Regions from separate parts of the Homo sapiens genome. Here region 2 is linked to region 1. A link is a loop called in an ENCODE intact Hi-C map of the cell type or tissue named here. Cell type or tissue: Caco-2. All regions are shown on one strand. Each heading gives the region's core, and the rest is flanking DNA. Links, peaks and the distances in the headings are about the cores only. Region 1 holds the start of LINC01162 (long intergenic non-protein coding RNA 1162). Region 2 overlaps SP8 (Sp8 transcription factor).

Region 1 (8,367 bases), core at 87-8,086:
CTGGCTCTTTGAACAAACTTGATAAATATTTGTTTACTGAATGAATAAAAAACATTCCCAGGCATGGTTGCTCATGCCTATAATCCCAGCACTTTGGGAGGCCAAGGTGGGTGGATCACCTGAGGTCAGGAGTTTGAGACCAGCCTGGCCAACATGATGAAACCCTGTCTCTACTAAAAATACAAAAATTAGACTGACGTGGTGGCGCATGCCTCTAGTCCCAGCTACTCGGGAGGCTGAGGCAGGTTCTGCTTCTCCATGGCTCCCTACGATGAATGCCTAGAGAGGGTATTGACATGGCAACCTGATGCCAGCACATCTGTCTACAGCTGGTGAATCTCACACCCTTCAGTCACAGTGAGAGATGTATGATCTGGGCAAAAGCCAAGTCTTCAGGTTAAATCTCTCTCTCTCTCTCCTTTTTTTTTTGAGATGGAATCTCATTCTGTTGCCCAGGCTGGAGTGCAGTGGTGCAATCTTGGCTCACTAAAACCTCCGCCTCCTGGGTTCAAGCGATTCTCCTGCTTGAACCCAGGAGGCAGAGGTTGCAGTGAGCCGAGATCATGCCACTGCACTCCAGCCTCGCCAACAGAGTGAGACTCCATCCCCAAAACAACAACAACAACAAAACATTCACATCCATAGTAACCTTTTAAAGCTCTGGGCCAACACCCCGTCTTTGCTTTCCTCAGCTGCCACACTGAATCATGTATGTTCAAGCCACCCATTTTCCTGACCAAACTAAACTTAATCAAATATGTTAACAGCCTCAGATTTCCCTTCAGATGGTGGTCACCAGCCCAGCCCTGGGTTTTGCAGGTCCATATGCAAATCAGGAGACAGAATCTTGCAGCCGGCCCTGAAGTCTGGGATCTGGAATCCTTTGCTCCCAAATGACCTTGAGACTCTGCAGAGATCTCAGGTCACCATTTTCCACTCCTCTATTAGTCCTAGTTTTTAGGACTATGCCACTGCTTGTTTTCTAACACCCTCCTTCTCTCCAGCCTGGGAACTGAAGGCCTGCCCTTGGCAAGGATCCTGTTCCACATGGACAAAAATGCCTAAATGACAACCATCTGCCATCTACTGGCTCTCTTTCCTTCCCAGCTTTCTCTGCCTACCCCCCACCCCCAACCAAGTTAATTACTGCTTGACAATCCAGAAAGTCCTGGAAGGCTGGAGAAGGCAATGCCACTACACCTCCCTGATCAGGATGGCTTGCCTTTGGAAGAAAGAAAAACAGTGGATAGTTAGTAGCTTCAGCAAGGCTTGAAATTCTTGCTTTGCTATTAGAGTAAGCATTTCTTGTATTTTACATGTTTTATTTCAAATGCAGCATTGGTATGATCAGATAAGCTGACACTGGAATTTCTGATTTTCCCTTTTCCTCTTTCTCTTTTTTTTTTCTTTTTATTGACATCTGTACTTTAAGAATGTAAATGTAGGGATTCTGGTACTTTTCTTAAAATCCAACTTTTCTTGATACCATATCTTGTTTGAAGTATGTAAACAAGCTGTTGTGTTCTCTGGTGCCAAGTGATAGGAAGGAAGAGGGGAAGTTTAGCTTTGTATTCTCCTGGCTCCTCCCCAGTGTATTGCTAGGCAGGCCACAGCTCCTGCTGTGAGGACTTCTGCAGCTATAGCTCCCTGGTACCTCCTCTCCCTCCTGCCCAGTCAGGCCTAGGAGTGGTAATAGTGCCCCACTTTGCTACCCCTAGGGTGCTTCACCCTTCTTGGTTTCTCTTTTCTCTTCCTGCACCTTTGTAAATGGTTGCTTTATTAAGCTTTATCTAATTATCTGTTGGAGGGTGTCATTTGTTTCTAATGAGACCTTAAGTATATGGGATATGAATTAGGGTAAAAGCATTAGTCCATGAGATATGGTATATGGTAAAAAATGTTTAGAAGAAGACATGGGAGAAAATCTTCAGAACCTCGGGCTAGGTGAAGAATTCTTAGACATGACACCAATATTATAATTATATAAAAGAAAACAAATAAATTGGCTTCTTCGATACTAAAAACTTTTGCTCAATGAAAGATGGTAGTAAGAAGATGAAAATACAAGCTACAAATTTAAGGAAAACATTTGTCAACCACTTCCAAACCATATATGTGATAAAGAACTCTCAAAACTCAGTAGCAGGCCCGGCACAGTGGCTCACGCCTGTAATCCCAGCACTTTGGGAAGCTGAGGCGGGTGGATCACGAGGTCAGGAGATCGACACCTTCCTGGCTAACATGGTGAAACCCCGTTTCTACTAAAAATACAACAAATTAGCCGGCGTGGTGGCGGGCGCCTGTAGTCCCAGCCAGCTACTGGGGAGGCTGAGGCAGGAGAATGGCGTGAACCCGGGAGGCAGAGGTTGCAGTGAACCGAGATAGTGCCACTGCACTCCAGCCTGGGCGACAGAGCGAGACTGCATCTCAAAAAAAAAAACAAAAAACAACAAAAAAAAAAACTCAGTAGTAAAACAATCCAGTTGAAATCAAAATGACTAAAATGTTTTAAAAAAGAAGTGATAACACCAAATGCTGGCAAGGATGCAGAGAAATTGGATCCCTTATACATTACTGGTGGGAATGCAAAATGGTACAACCACTTGAAAATAGTTTGGCCATTTCTTAAAAATCTAATCACATTTTACCATACAACCCAGCAACGATACTCCTGAGCATTCAACCCAAAGAAAAGAAAACTTATGGACACCAAAATGTATTTGCAAATGTTTATAGCAGCTTTATTTGTAATAGCCAAAGATTAGAAACAACCCAGATGCCCTTCCATGGGTGAATGAATGATCAAACTGTGTTGCATCCATACTATAGAATACTACTCAGCAACAAAAAGGAATCAACTATTATTACACATGTAACAAGTTGGATGGATCTCAAGGCAATTATGCTGAGTGAAAAAGAGGTTATAAACAGAAGGTAACATACTGTATTATTCTATTTCTATAACATTCTCCAAATGACAAAATTATAGAGATGGAGAACGGAGTAGTTGTTGCCAGAGGATAGAGATGGTCTCTGGGAGGGAGATGGATGCGTATAACTATAAAATAGAACTATTAGGGATCTTTGTGGTAATGAAACAGATCTGTACCCTTATCACATCTACATGTAATAAAATTGTCTGAATCACACACATATGTACATACACACAAGTACCTGTCAACATTGGTGAAATCTGAATAAGACTGTACTTGTACCAACGTCATTTTCTTGGTCTTGATATTGTATTAGTTATGTAAGATGTTATCTTTGAAGGTGAAAATGGGTGAAATACACATGGGACTTCTTTGTATTATTTTGGCAACTTCTTGTGATTCTGTATCTATTTGAAAATAAAATTGGCCCCTAACTGGGACCATTAACTTGGGAAATATGTCATTTTATTCTTTAGCATGAGAGAAGGGGGAAGAGGAGGGTACTGCCACAAGTACTTTGCTGTTAGCTATATGTCATTGCTAAGCTCTATCATTAATTGTTAAATTGACAAACGGACTAAAGTCAAGATCCCAATATTCCAATGGAAATATTTTATTTTCAATTGTTGTTTAATGTAAAAACATAAACTTGCCTTAAAAATGGGTTTTCCATATACTGTTTTCCTGTGGAAGTATTTCCAGGAAAGAATATCAAACCTATAGAACGTTTTCTCATTGTACAAATGTAAAAATACAAAATACTATTAATTTGCTCCTTAAGAATGCTCAAACTTGTGCAGAGACTTTACACATCTTCAGGGAACCTTGGTTACCCTTACAGAGACTTTCTAAAGATATATCATCATTCACTGATGACCAAAAACTGTAGTAACTCCAAACACACTCTTCACAAAAAGAACACAAGAAGGAACACTGATGGAGGCAGTGTGTCATTTCAGAAGGCTGTGGCTGCTGTGAACTTTGTCTAACCAGGGTGATGAGCTTTTCTCTTTGGTTACAGACAGAGAACTTGGCTTTCAAGTCAGGGCACTCACTAGGGTTTGGACAACAAGGGAGAAGGTGGACAACATCAAACATCTCATTAATTCAAGTAAACATGGAGACAACCTGATTTTATTCAATCTCAAAATTATATACTTCTTGAAAGGCTGACATAATATTTCCCAATAGCTCTGTGTCAAAAAATAGATTTAAAATACATGATAGTGTTCCAGACATTTGTATATGTTGCTGTCATTATGTTAACAGTTCCTTGACAATTTTTATAAAGACCTCAAAAATTTTTCTAAAAATTGTTCCCAAAGCTTGGAGTGCATGCTTTGCCTGTACTACCACCTTCAGGAAGACTTATGTAGTGCCTGGCACTAATGTACTTTCAAAAGGACACTAAATATTACCCTTGCAATCTCTTCTTTTTCTTCTAGAGACATGTAAATTCCTCTTTTTTATATACCCATGTTTTGACTCATTCAAGTTATAAACATATTTTTTGAATAAATAAATGAAATTCATGACTCAATAAGGACTTGCTATCTTCTAATTTTATAGATTAAAGACATTTTATGGCATAATAGTGTTGTGGGACTTTTTGCTTAGTTCAGCTAAAGACAGGGTTCCTTATCACATGGCCACGAAAAATTAGGCTCACAGACAATTTGAAGCGAGAGGAGGGCAGGGTTTATTGGGTGAAATGGAAGAAAAGGGGAAACAGAGACTCTTAGCAAAGCGAGAGAGTGTGCTTCCTGCCACTGGGCTTCCCGCCTCACAGATTGAATCCCAGGTTCCACCCAGGAAGAGGAGGGGCCAAGCTCCTCCCGCTGCAAACGCGCGAACTTCTGTGGCTCGATCCCAGTGCGCACTCCTCCCAGTGCACTGGCCGGTTGGAGTTTTGCCAGGGAGGCCTTCCCACCTGCCTGTCTCAATGGAAAGAATATGTGGATTTGGATTCAGGGACACCTTTATCACCTATGTGACTTTAGGTAAGTTACAAACACAGTGAGCCTCAGTTTTTGTACTAGTAAAACCTATTATGGCACAGGTTTGCAGGACGACGAATGAGGTCTTGACCGCTGAGGTGATTTATAATGTACTTGTATTAGGACTGGAGTTAGTGTGCTAACTCAGAGGCCACAGTTAGTGGTACTGACAGAGATTGCATTTAGGTCTTCCCAAGGGTGGTTCCGTTCTTTAACCTTAGATGTTTTATTTTATTTACTTATTTATTTATTTATTTATTAATTTTTGAGACGGAGTCTTGCTCCGTCACCCAGGCTGGAGCGCGATATCGGCTCACTGCAAGCTCCGCCTCCCGGGTTCACGCCATTCTCCTGCCTCAGCCTCCCCAGCAGCTGGGACTACAGGCGCCCGCCACCGCGCCCGGCTAATTTTTTGTATTTTTAGTAGAGACAGGGTTTCACCGTGTTAGCCAGGATGGTCTCGATCTCCTGACCTCGTGATCCGCCCGCCTCGGCCTCCCAAAATGCTGGGATTACAGGCGTGAGCCACCGCGCCCGGCCAATGTTTTCCATATTTAGTGTTGTCACTCATCTTTTAGCATGGGCAACTAAAGCAGGTCTGAGGACAGTGCGTATAGTTTTCTGCAACATGACACAAAGAGTACCAGGGCGAGATTATGTCTGTCACAGATGAAAATATTCCATTTGTGTGTCATAGTAATCTATTCATTGGTTTATGGACCCAAAATTCTCCAGGGGGACTCACAAATCCCCATAATGTTTCTATGTGCCAGATTTTTCATTTGGAGCTCTGCTTTAGTTGACAGATGTGTAAAAATCACATGTAGCCAAATGACTCTTCAGTCAGCACTAAGCTGATAATGCTGAAGACTGGTTATTCCTGCTAAGATTCACTGGACCCTCTGCCCAGACTGTGTTTTTCAAATCTCATATTAGAGCTTAATGTTATTTTATTTTAATGCCAATGCTGTGCTCCCCAATGCCATATCTTTAAACTATTGTGCCCCATTCTAATACAAACACTAACTTACATGGGGAGCTCTCTTTTGAGGAAGTCGAAGTAGATCAGTAACTAAATTCAGTTCCTTAAAGGTGTAAAACTCTGAGAGAGTCACACACAAGTCAGATTGGGAGAAAGTTTCTTAGAATAATAAATTTTAAAATCTTACATGGGGAGCTCTCTTTTGAGGAAGTCGAAGTAGATCAGTAACTAAATTCAGTTCCTTAAAGGTGTAAAACTCTGAGAGAGTCACACACAAGTCAGATTGGGAGAAAGTTTCTTAGAATAATAAATTTTAAAATCTTAAAGGTTAAGAATTAGTTGGATGTTAAATATTGAGTCTCAACTGTATCATGTCACTGGTATACGGAGGTAAGTTGACTTGCCCAAAATCTGCTGAGAGTAACTGGTAGAGCTAGAATTTGCATCCACATGTCTTCTGGTTACCCCAGTTTGAGTGCTCTTTTGGCACTCTTACTATCCTTTACATAAAAATATTGTGTATTGGTAGGACAGTTTTAGTAAGCACAGAAATTATATTAATGGCAGTGCTATATCAAGAAGTGGACAAATTCCTGTGTTTTGTTTTAGATTTTGTGATGATGATAGTGGCCCTTAAGTAGCGATAGCTATGTGATAGAAAAAAATTTAACAAATTTTGCTGCATCAATATTTTGCGCTTTGTGTTGTTTCAGAGTATATTTCCCCACCCCCTTTTTCTCTTCAACTGGGAAAACAAACGCAAAATATGATTCTACATAAAAAATTTCATTAGTTTGATTTTTTCTTAGAAATTCTATTCTTCTTCTTAATATATGACAGCTTTTAAAAATGGCTTTATTTCTTTAAAAAGAAATAAAAATGGGTTTCAATTTGCAGTGCAGGCAAGGTATATCAAAATATGTGCTAGGATATATAGCAGGGAAGTCTAGCCTGAAATAGAGTAGAACTGTGATATTTATAAATATTTACAAATGAATCTTTTAGTCACTTTTCAAATCCCTGAATTTCTAAATAGTGCTTTGGCTGCAAAAAAACTAAAAATCTAGTACTTCCAAACATCATGTAGAGAATGTAAATGGTGTAATTCTAGAGGAAGACAGCAGAGAAGAGTGAGGAGTATGGTTCACTGGAAAGTGCATGACCTATCTTCAGGGGCCAGTTCGTAATCAACTTTAGTCCTGTGATGTCATAAGGGAATGCAAATTTAGTATTAAGTGTTCCTGATTTTCTTTTTTGAGAAGTTTGAAGTATTGTTTTTTTTCTTTAATGATGACAACTAATTTCAATTTTAAAAAACATCCAGGCCAAATTAAATATGTCTGTCATTGTATCTGGCCTGTGGGTCTTTAGCTTTTGACCTCTGATCTAAAGCATTTAATTCCTTCCTATAAAATTTAGTCGTGACAAGTAGAGTGCAGCAAAGCTGAATTAAAAGCAGATGCTGGACGGTCAGCCATGCTCAGCCCTTAACACTGCTCTTTGTAACTACATGATTCAAATTCAGGATTTAGAAAAATAATACATTCCTTTAAGCCGCGGGTCTCAAGATCTCTGATGGAAACTGCATGATATCCTTACAGCCAATATTTCCTGTATTTGAAAGCTGGGTTAACTCTCATTGATCTGGAAAGTTCTCTGTGGTCCTTTTTTTTCTCGTTCTAAAAAACCCAAAAAACCAAAACAAACTAACCGAAGGGATTAATCTCATGATAGGTAGAAGGCCTTAAATCGTAGGGTCTTACACTGAGAGCAGCTCCTGCCAGCTTCCTCAATACACGTGGCTGGTTTGATTAAGATAAAACCATGATATTGAAAGAATTTTGTTATCTTCTTTCATTAACACTTTTTAAATCCAAATACTCTTATTTATTTACAATTTTATATTTTGCAAAGATGAAACCAATGTCTCAGGAATGAATGATTAAAAAACTAAAAAAGTAATTACTATAATACAATTTAGCATTATGAGAAAGAAACCACTTTTCTGGAGTATTCTACATTGCGTGTACATATATTTCAGTCTAGGGTTGTTACGCTTATTAGTAACAGTTTGATGCAAAAACTCATTAAGAATACTAAAAACTGCTCTTATGTTAAATTCAACAGTCTTTATTGGATTTATCACTTTAAAATAGCTGTTCTCAAATTTTATCATCTGTGTAGTACTAGTCTACAATGATGGCTACCAATAGCTCTTCCTAACCCTGTACCTTCACGGTGCCCCTTCCATCAAAAGGTAGAGTCTTGTTTCCCTTTCCTTGAATCTGGTCAGGTCACATGACTTGCTTTGATCAACAGAAAGCAGCAGAGGAGTCTCTGAGTCAGTTCTGAGACTAGCTCTGAAGAGACCTGGCAATTTTCTTTTCTTTTTTTTGAGACGGACTCTTGCTCTGTCGCCCAGGCTGGAGTGCAGTGGCGCCATCTCGACTCACTG
Region 2 (8,367 bases), core at 183-8,182, 56 kb before region 1:
CCTGGATATACATACTAAAACACTTAGTGAACACATCACTAAGCAATGCATTTCAAATTTAATAATTACATATGAAATGAATTATTAATATATCATATGCTTTCTACTGAAAACTATACAGTATTTGTAGCCAAAATATTTACGAGGTTGTTTTAATGATCTCTGTTCATTGCTATGACAACATTCAATTGTGAAACTCACTAAAATATGTCAATACTGAGGACACAGGAAGTATAATGTATATGGACCTTAAACTTAACCACTGCAGTTTTAAGTCAAATAGTTATTTACTGGAGAAACAGCAAAAGTTACTTTGCCTCATAGTAAAAAGCCACTGAATTGTCATCTATAAAAACTTTCTTTTCTTAAAGTTTTGGGAGAAATATAATTTAATGTTATAAAAAATATTTTGCCCTAAATAAAAGTTTCATTTATCTATAGAAAAAGTCTGTGTAAATTCTGTTAAAGAGAATATATAACTCAATAATATTTTTAAAGCTAAATAACGTGAATGTCTTTTAAACACATTTCCACCTGGTACTAGCTCCCCTCCCCACCTCCCTGCAATAAGGCCATTGTTTGTTAAATTGAAAGGGGAAAGACCTGCTTAGAAAAAAAATAATAATCATAAGAGATAGGCATGTAAGAGAAAAATGAAGCATTGATCAGTGTACAAGAATGAGCACAAAACTTCCTGAAATGATGGAAACCTGATGATAGGGTGCCACATAATTAGGGACATTAAATTGGGTGCAAAATTGGGCAGTACAAATCCTTTATTTTCAGTTGAACTAGACAATCACTTGAACTTTAGGGGAAAAAAGAAAAAGATCTACTTTCTTTCTTCTATTTCAGCGCTTAAAATGGAGTAGCTAAAAAACTTAAAGCTGGAAGGATTGGTTCCCCCAAAGATGTAAAGATAACCCAAGGTGAAAGATTAAGGGTTTTTCAACATTCGCACAGATTTCAGGGTAAAATGAGCATAATGTAAATCAACTTATTGTTTGAGCCCTTTCAAATTAGTTGCCAAGAGAGGAGTGAAAACTTGGTAAGCAGGCTCCAGTTTCTGTGTGTTGATTTGGAAATCTTAAAGCTTGAGGGAGCTCAATTCATTTAAAGGAAGACATGTAAAGGGACAAAAAGTAAACAATGAAAATGCTATGCGATGAAGCACTAAAGTGAATGGGGGTATAGAGGATTTTTTAAAAAAACAAAACAATAAAGAGTCCATTGTGCTTTTAAATTACAATTTTAGAGAGTTCTTTAAGGGTCTGATTTTCTTTTGAGTATCAAAATGTCATGACCCATTTACAATATCCAAACTGTTGATGCTGTTTTTTTTATCTAGGTTGGAGGGAAATTAAATATAAATTGATATCTCCAAGAATTAAGTCCACATTTTCTAATAGGCAGGTGGCTATTTTGAGTGAAGCAGCCAAGGCATTTTGCCTTTTAACCTTCCTGCATGGAAAGTCAATTTCTCAACTGCAACTAGATACCTTCAGAACACTAATGATCAAATCTTATCCCTGCAGCAACTTCGGGTCCGGACTCTCCTCAGGAATCAAACCAAAAAGCACTATTTCACTAAAAGAAGTGAAGATAGTTGGCCAGACTAAATCCAGGTATTTGGACATAAATCTCAGGTGGCTCATCTGCCTTTTCCCAGGAAAATGCGGCCCCAGCTTTCATCAGTGTGTGCTTTGTCTTGATAGAAATGCATAATCATCAAAGCTAAGTATTTTTTTTACCTCAAATATAAGATCCTTTAGCACTGATTTTAAAAGTATTCGTAAACCACTTATAAACTACGAATGAAAAAATAAAGGACGACACAGATTTGTAGGGGCAAGAAAGGTGAGTAGGGAAGGACTAGATCATCTGCATCGAGATTTGAAAGACACTTGTGGCTTACTTGCAAAGCTTCTTTTAGCATTGAGCGTACGAGGGAAATTCTGTTCTTGATGACAGCGCAGTGGGAATTCCCACTCCAACAACCCATGAAATGTTACTGCATAATTATTCACCTTCTGAGGCCCATTACGACTTATCAGCAGAGAAAGAAATTTAATTTAAACTCACCCCTCTGTGCTAAAGAATGACTGGGACATGAGATCAAAGCGCGAAGCTCTGTCCTCCAGTGGTTTGCAACACCTAGGCACAATAGGGTGAGAGAACGCGGCATTCCAGCGCTTCCCAGCTTTCCGGACCCCGGAGAGAGGGGGTGGGGGTGTGGGCTCACATCGCCGGCTGGCTTGAGGGAGGAGAGTGGTGGCGGCTCCGGAGGTGGACGTGTCAATTATATCCTGGAGCTCCGGGAAGCCAGATTGCTTCTACCGGCGGCTGCAGGGGCTTGCAAGCGAAGATAGGCGGCCCTCCTTCCTTCCCCACTGTGGGGGATTGGGGTCAGTGGAGCCCGTGGATTTAGCCACGAGGGGACATGACTGGAGCCCTGTCACGCGCAGGTGTGCGTCTCCGAGAGCTCTTTCAATATAAGTGCGGGAGAAGATTTATGCTGCAGCCTCATCACAGGATGCCTTAAATGCATGTACATAGTGCGTATCTAACCACCCATAAAAGCCAAGTTTAATCCTTGGCATGTCTCGAGAATACAAAGTGGAACCCACAGATCCGAACCTGTGCGATGACTTCCAAGACCAGAAGGCCTAAGACCTAGAGGCGCCTAAAAGAGTCAGGGGGTGGGGCTGGGGAAAGGTTTACCAGGAGCCAGCTCCTTTCCTCAGGCAGCCCGGGGAGAGGCAGGTACATTCTCCAAATAAAGACCTTTAAGCGGAGCATGACGCTCTTCTCCGAAGGGTTGATCTATCTTGATCTCCTTTCAGATGTCACCAGAATAGGGACCTTCAGAATGTTGGTAGCAGTCCCCAAAGACCCAGAGGCCCAGAGTCGGGAGAGAAGAGCATTGGGAAGGAAGCCCATGAGAGGTTGTTGGGTTTTGGGTGCAATGCAGTAGAGTTCTGTTCAACAGGTTCAGTGATTCTACATCTGTGTCCATCCACCTATCTATCCATCACTTTTTCTGTTAGTCCCAGGGTAGCTAAACTTTTTTGATATCCTGAAACTAAAAAGCGCAGAGTTTTCACAGCCAGTCACACTTAATTGCGCCTTCTTTATGATAACAGTGTGGGGAAATGTGGGCAAGTTCCTTCACTCGTCGAGTCTGCCAACCCCATGATAAAATGACAAGAATAAATCTTGCCACCTATGGAGGACGCTGCACTTTGACGTCGCTGGGGAGAGGAGGCGGGTGCGAGTGAACACAAAGCAGTTTGGCCAAGAAAAGAGCACAGGAGGTGAAGAAAGGCAGGCAGTCGTGGGCCAGGACAGAGAGAAAGCTGAACAAGTTCAGGAAGAAGAATCTGAGTCTGTCCACGCCGCAGCAGCCTCCGGTGGCACGGGCAGAAAGATCAAGCGCGGCACCCCGTGACAGGATGGGACAGATTCCCCGGGCTCCGAGGCCCTAGGATGGCGCAGGGCAGCGGGCTGGTGCGGGAAAACTACAGAGCAAGCGAGGGAGGGAAGCGAAGGCAGGGGAATCCCTCACCCCGTCCGGCCCGAGTGTCTTTTGAGAGCCCACAGGCGAGCGGGGCGGGGGGAGGCTCCCCGCGCATTCCCACCGTGGGTTTGCCCAAGGTCAGAGGCCCGGGACTGGCGGGGCGGGTCTGGCCGGCATTGCCCGCGCTGAGCGCGCTGCAGAACGGGAGCAGGGCACAGGGTGGCGCTCGCTGTCCGTGCAGCGGGCGGAGGCGGCCGCGGTGCCTTTGTGTGCGGTGGGCGCGGCGATGGGCTGCTCCGGCCCGCAGCCCGAGGGGAGCGGCGGGCCCGGGCCGGGGCCAGGGCTCGCGGGGAGACCCCAGACCACCACCTCACTCTTCGCTGCTACGTGCAAGCGGACCGTGCGGATCGCCAGTTCGGAACCCTCCCCGGGAGGGCCCCGGGGTCTTTCTCAATGTACTGGGCACTTCGAGGAGCTGGGAAGAGGAAAGCGGAGGGTAGCGTTTAGAAAGGGAGGGAAATCCTCCCAGGCTCAAAACCTCTCGCAGAATTCATTCGAAAAGAGAACGAAGGGAACTTTGGGCAGGCCGGACCTCGGCTCAGCGCCCTGCGAGAGAAGCAGAGGTCGCTGCCAGCGTTTCCTCCCGCGCAGCAAGAAATTGGTGCCTGAGAAGCAAAGTTGAGGAATGGGCTTTTTAAAAGCGGCAGCCCCAGGCCGGGCGCGGTGGCTCACGCCGGTAATCCCAGCACTTTAAGAGGCCGAGGCTGGCGGATCACCTGAAGTCAGGAGTTCGAGACCAGGCCAACATGGTGAAACCGGTCTCTACTGAAAATGCACAATTAGCCGGGCGTGGTGGCGGTCGCCTGTAATCCCAGCTACAGGGGAGGCTGAGGCAGGAGAATCGCTTGAACCCGGAAGGCGGAGGTTGCAGTGAGCCGAAATTGCGCTGTTGCACTCCAGCCTAGACAAGAGCGAAACTCCATCTCAAAAAAAAAAAAAAAAAAAAAAAGCAACATTTCCGGTAGATGGACTTTCAAAAACGGTACTAGAATACCAGGAAAAAGCGACAGCTTGTAGCGGGGCTTTATTCCGAGTTCTAGGTCACCTCAAGCCCTCCCCGCTGTCCCTAGAGCTCTCCCACTGTTCGTTAGGAACCAAAGCAAAATGTATAAGGCTGCTTTCCTCACCGCCAAGAGACTCCGCAGAAAATTAAATTAAATTAAACATGCGCCGAGGGACTAGGGAAAAATAGATCCCCCCTCCCCGCCGCTGCAGCAAATCAACATTTCTGCTCACAGGGAGAGCAGCGAATCTAAAGACATGGCCACTGACGCGCATCCCCTTAAACCGCAGCGGCTAGGGTCCAGGATGGCAAGGAATTAGCGGCTTTCCTTTAATCCGGAAGCAGGGAATAAACAGGGAGAAAATTCTGAATCTTATTTTTAAAATAACATCAACTATTTATATTGAGCAGTCTTCAAAAGATGCCACCCAAAACCAAAGCCCTGACTTTAAAATGGGTACAGCATTACTATATTTCGATTCCTTACTTTAACACCATTTTCTTGAAATACAGGCACAGAATTGATCTTCTGCGCCATTTTTTAAAAAGGAGGGAGATTGGGAGGGAGAGAAGGAGGAAGAAAGGAAGGAAGGAAGCAACTGCAGAAACCATACTTTTAAAAAGAGAGAGAAGGATAAAGATGTTGGTAATATCTGGGTTTTTCTTAGGAGTGTAAAGAGAAATAATGCCTGTTTGGACAGAAGCAGCAAAAATCAGTAGTAAAATGAACAACCACAGTTTATTCAAAATACCTGCATCAAATCAATCCCTTTTTGAGGCTGTTTGTACAAAACACTGAGCAAAATTCTTAAATTCTTCATGATAATATTTATCTTTACCATCTTAGCAAACAGATAATAATCAAATCCACACTTTTTTCCCCCTTTTTCTGCCTTAATTTATCAGCCAAAAAGATCATCTGACCTTTGAGCAATCCTCTACAATATTTATTTTTAAAAAAATTCCTCTACAAGCCTTCTGTAGCATTCCATTTAATAACCTCACCAAAAGATCCATGAAGATGAAAATGATAGCAAAATTATCGATCTGCCTACTTAGGAGTCCAGTCTCATCACCTGCTTGTCTTTAAATTTTAATTTCAGTATTCTCTAACCAAAGGAAGCCCAGTTGAGAAGTTATGCCAAGATTCCGGTAGGAGCAGGGCGGAAGGAAGGCAAACCCATTCAGGAGCTTTTTCCAGCATCAGTTGTTCTGAGAGGAAGTCATCATATTGGTTTAAATTAAGTTTCTTACATAAAATATTTCAGTTGGTAATCCAGCCTCAACAAATCACAGTTACACATATCTCAGTGAAAGAGATCATCCACAAAGAGAGAAGGTGAGGAAGGAAGGAGCCAAAAAAGGAGAAAGCAGGATAGGGAAGAAACATTCAAGTTTGTAGAAGAGATGAGGTAGGAAATGGAAATGGTTGGATTGGCAGCCCTTTCCAGACTCTGGAGGGTGGGCTGATATATGCTGGCCTGACTTCTGGGTCAACAACTAGTTTAACTCTATCTTGATCTGCCAGACTGGAAGCTTGTCCCTTGGTTCAAAGTGAGACCTGGCCTTTGACTTCACTTGAGTGAGCCTCCAGCTACTGCCAGGAAGTGCTTTATCAGGGACAAAACAGGAACAAAAAAAAAAAAAAAATCACAATTTGGTACCTCATCTTCTGTTTTCCCAAAAGAACCCTGCCCACCCTGCAGAAAATTAAGCTAGAAATACTGTTCCATAACCACCAAAACAAACCAAGCAAAGCTAGAAGGGTGAGGAGCCAGAAGGAAGAAAGGGAAAGTTTGCACATCTGTACAGCAGAAAAAATGTCCCCCTTCAATCACCCCAAAGAAATCTTCTTCCAGACAATATTTCTCCTTGTCATAACCCACCTCTTAAATCAATGTTGATTCTGCATGTAATGCAACTGATATTATAAATGTACCAAGCAGCTTTCCTCTTACCTGCCACTACATTTAACTCCTTCAGAACCGCTCTTTCCGAATCCCTCAGCATTGCAACTTTCAATAAAAAAGAAACAACACTTAAACTGTGTTCTGCTTGTTATCCTAGGAAGAAAGTGACAGAAAGAAACTATTTTACTTTTAAAATCCATTATTTAGAACTATAGTATACCAAAGAATCAGAGTTAACTTGTTTGTCTAGAACCATAGAGACTGGAGGCCTCAAATACCTGCATAGACAGCAGGATTAAAGGTGTCACCTACTTGGACACGAGCTATATTATTCTAAAACATCTTTTATCCCTAATTGCTTTTTCCTCTCAATTTACAGTGCTCATAGCACTTTGTATTTTCACTTGCTTCTATGCATTATAATTACCATATATAGATTTCAATGGAAAATTTTTCAGTTCAAGATGTATACCAAGACTATACTTAGGGTGGGGAGATTGCAAACAGAAATAAAGAAGCTAAACTTGTAAGAATCCAAACACACTAACTTTTTATTCAATTTGATTCAAAATAATAATATTAATCTAATAGTGAAATAGTGATATAACATCAATCAACATTTAGAGTATTTTATGTTTCAAAGTATGGCTCAGGAACACCCATTGCTAAATGCACTTAGACATAACAAGACAGTATTTTTTATTGGCATCATTGACACCTATGAACAATAGCCTAGTAAATAGATTAAGGTTTAACCTTCCTTTTCTTTGGTGGCTGTTTAGAGACTTTAAAAGAACAGATAACTCATTTCAACAGGAATCTACTACTGATATTTACCTCTACATAATCTTTAGCTAAGACTTGGAATGCCAAAAACAAGCTTTTGTTAGCTTGACCTCCTCCACCTCCTAACAACAAAAGTTATCCCCAAACCCATGTTTTTATTTTAGATGTATTGATCTTCCAATGTAAGGCTTGGCCTTTTAAATACTAATGCAATCAATGGCCAACAACCTGACTCCTTCTGGAGACTGAGAAGGAAAGAGAATGGTGAAATTTCTTTGAATTGTGACTTAGTACAAATTTTAAGAGGTCAGTAAATCCTGATGCTATGAGCTAAATCTACTGGTAAATAATCAATTACATTCCTTAGACACTATAATCTTTATCTTGGTAAACAGAGAAAACACAGCTTTGCCAAATAGATCTTTCCATCTAACATCTTAAAGGTAATTATTTAAATATTACCACAAACAAGGATATATTTTGTTTAAATTAGACAATTAACTGAAGATAAAATGCACGTCCATAGTTTAAAAAGGGGAAAAAATACAAATTAACTGGCCTAGTCTTTTATCTGAGTTTATTATACCATTTAAAATATTACAAATAAATCAATTACATTTCATGCATTTAAAATGCAAATCTAAAATGCTCCAGAGAAAGGCTTTTCATTTCAATGTGAAATATCCAAATTATTTCAACATTACAATGAGCAATTAGTTTGCAGAATCTGCAAACATTTAAATGTAGTGTCAGAAGTATTTATTAACAGTTAACAATATTACCTTCAGGAAATACACAAAGGCCAAAGTTAGTCGAGTTTCACTTGGACAATTTATTTAATACATGGGTTTTGGCAGACCACTTATTATGAAATATAGGAGAACTCTCACTTTAACTATGCCTGAACTGCCAGCAAATGCAAATAAGTACATGCTCCATTAAATTAAATGTCATCCAACATTTATCAAATATTGTCTTAGTTACAGCTTGATACCTATCTAAATTCATATTCGAGCAAAACTAGGCCCCGAAAGTGCGTTTGTGGCTCTGCACCTCCAGAAGTGAGTTCAAAAAACCTGCAGCTCATCAGA

The links. Peaks named below come from ENCODE experiments on the same cell type or tissue, not always from the same donor. Only the 100,000 strongest peaks of a DNase experiment are listed, where the experiment ranks them.
Region 2: it touches region 1 in a loop (13-fold over the local background); 8 of 110 quality-filtered maps call a loop at or near these places.

The regions. Positions count from the first base shown.
Region 1 is chr7:20,830,572-20,838,938 of GRCh38, forward strand. It overlaps LINC01162 (long intergenic non-protein coding RNA 1162), which reads left to right and starts at 4,860. Exons shown (of 6, transcript NR_126381.1): 1 at 4,860-4,933. RefSeq lists an enhancer at 4,294-4,794. In Caco-2, for the core only: a CTCF peak has its summit at 4,295 (motif pointing left); a DNase peak (open chromatin) is centred at 4,760; H3K4me3 peaks cover 691 bases.
Region 2 is chr7:20,774,443-20,782,809 of GRCh38, forward strand. SP8 (Sp8 transcription factor) reads right to left here. Exons shown (of 2, transcript NM_182700.6): 2 at 7,837-8,367. Among named protein-coding and RNA genes, the nearest start is that of SP8, 8.3 kb to the right of the region's middle. RefSeq lists enhancers at 1,694-2,276, 2,277-2,857. In Caco-2, for the core only: a CTCF peak has its summit at 3,744 (motif pointing right); DNase peaks (open chromatin) are centred at 3,465 and 3,729; H3K4me3 peaks cover 926 bases.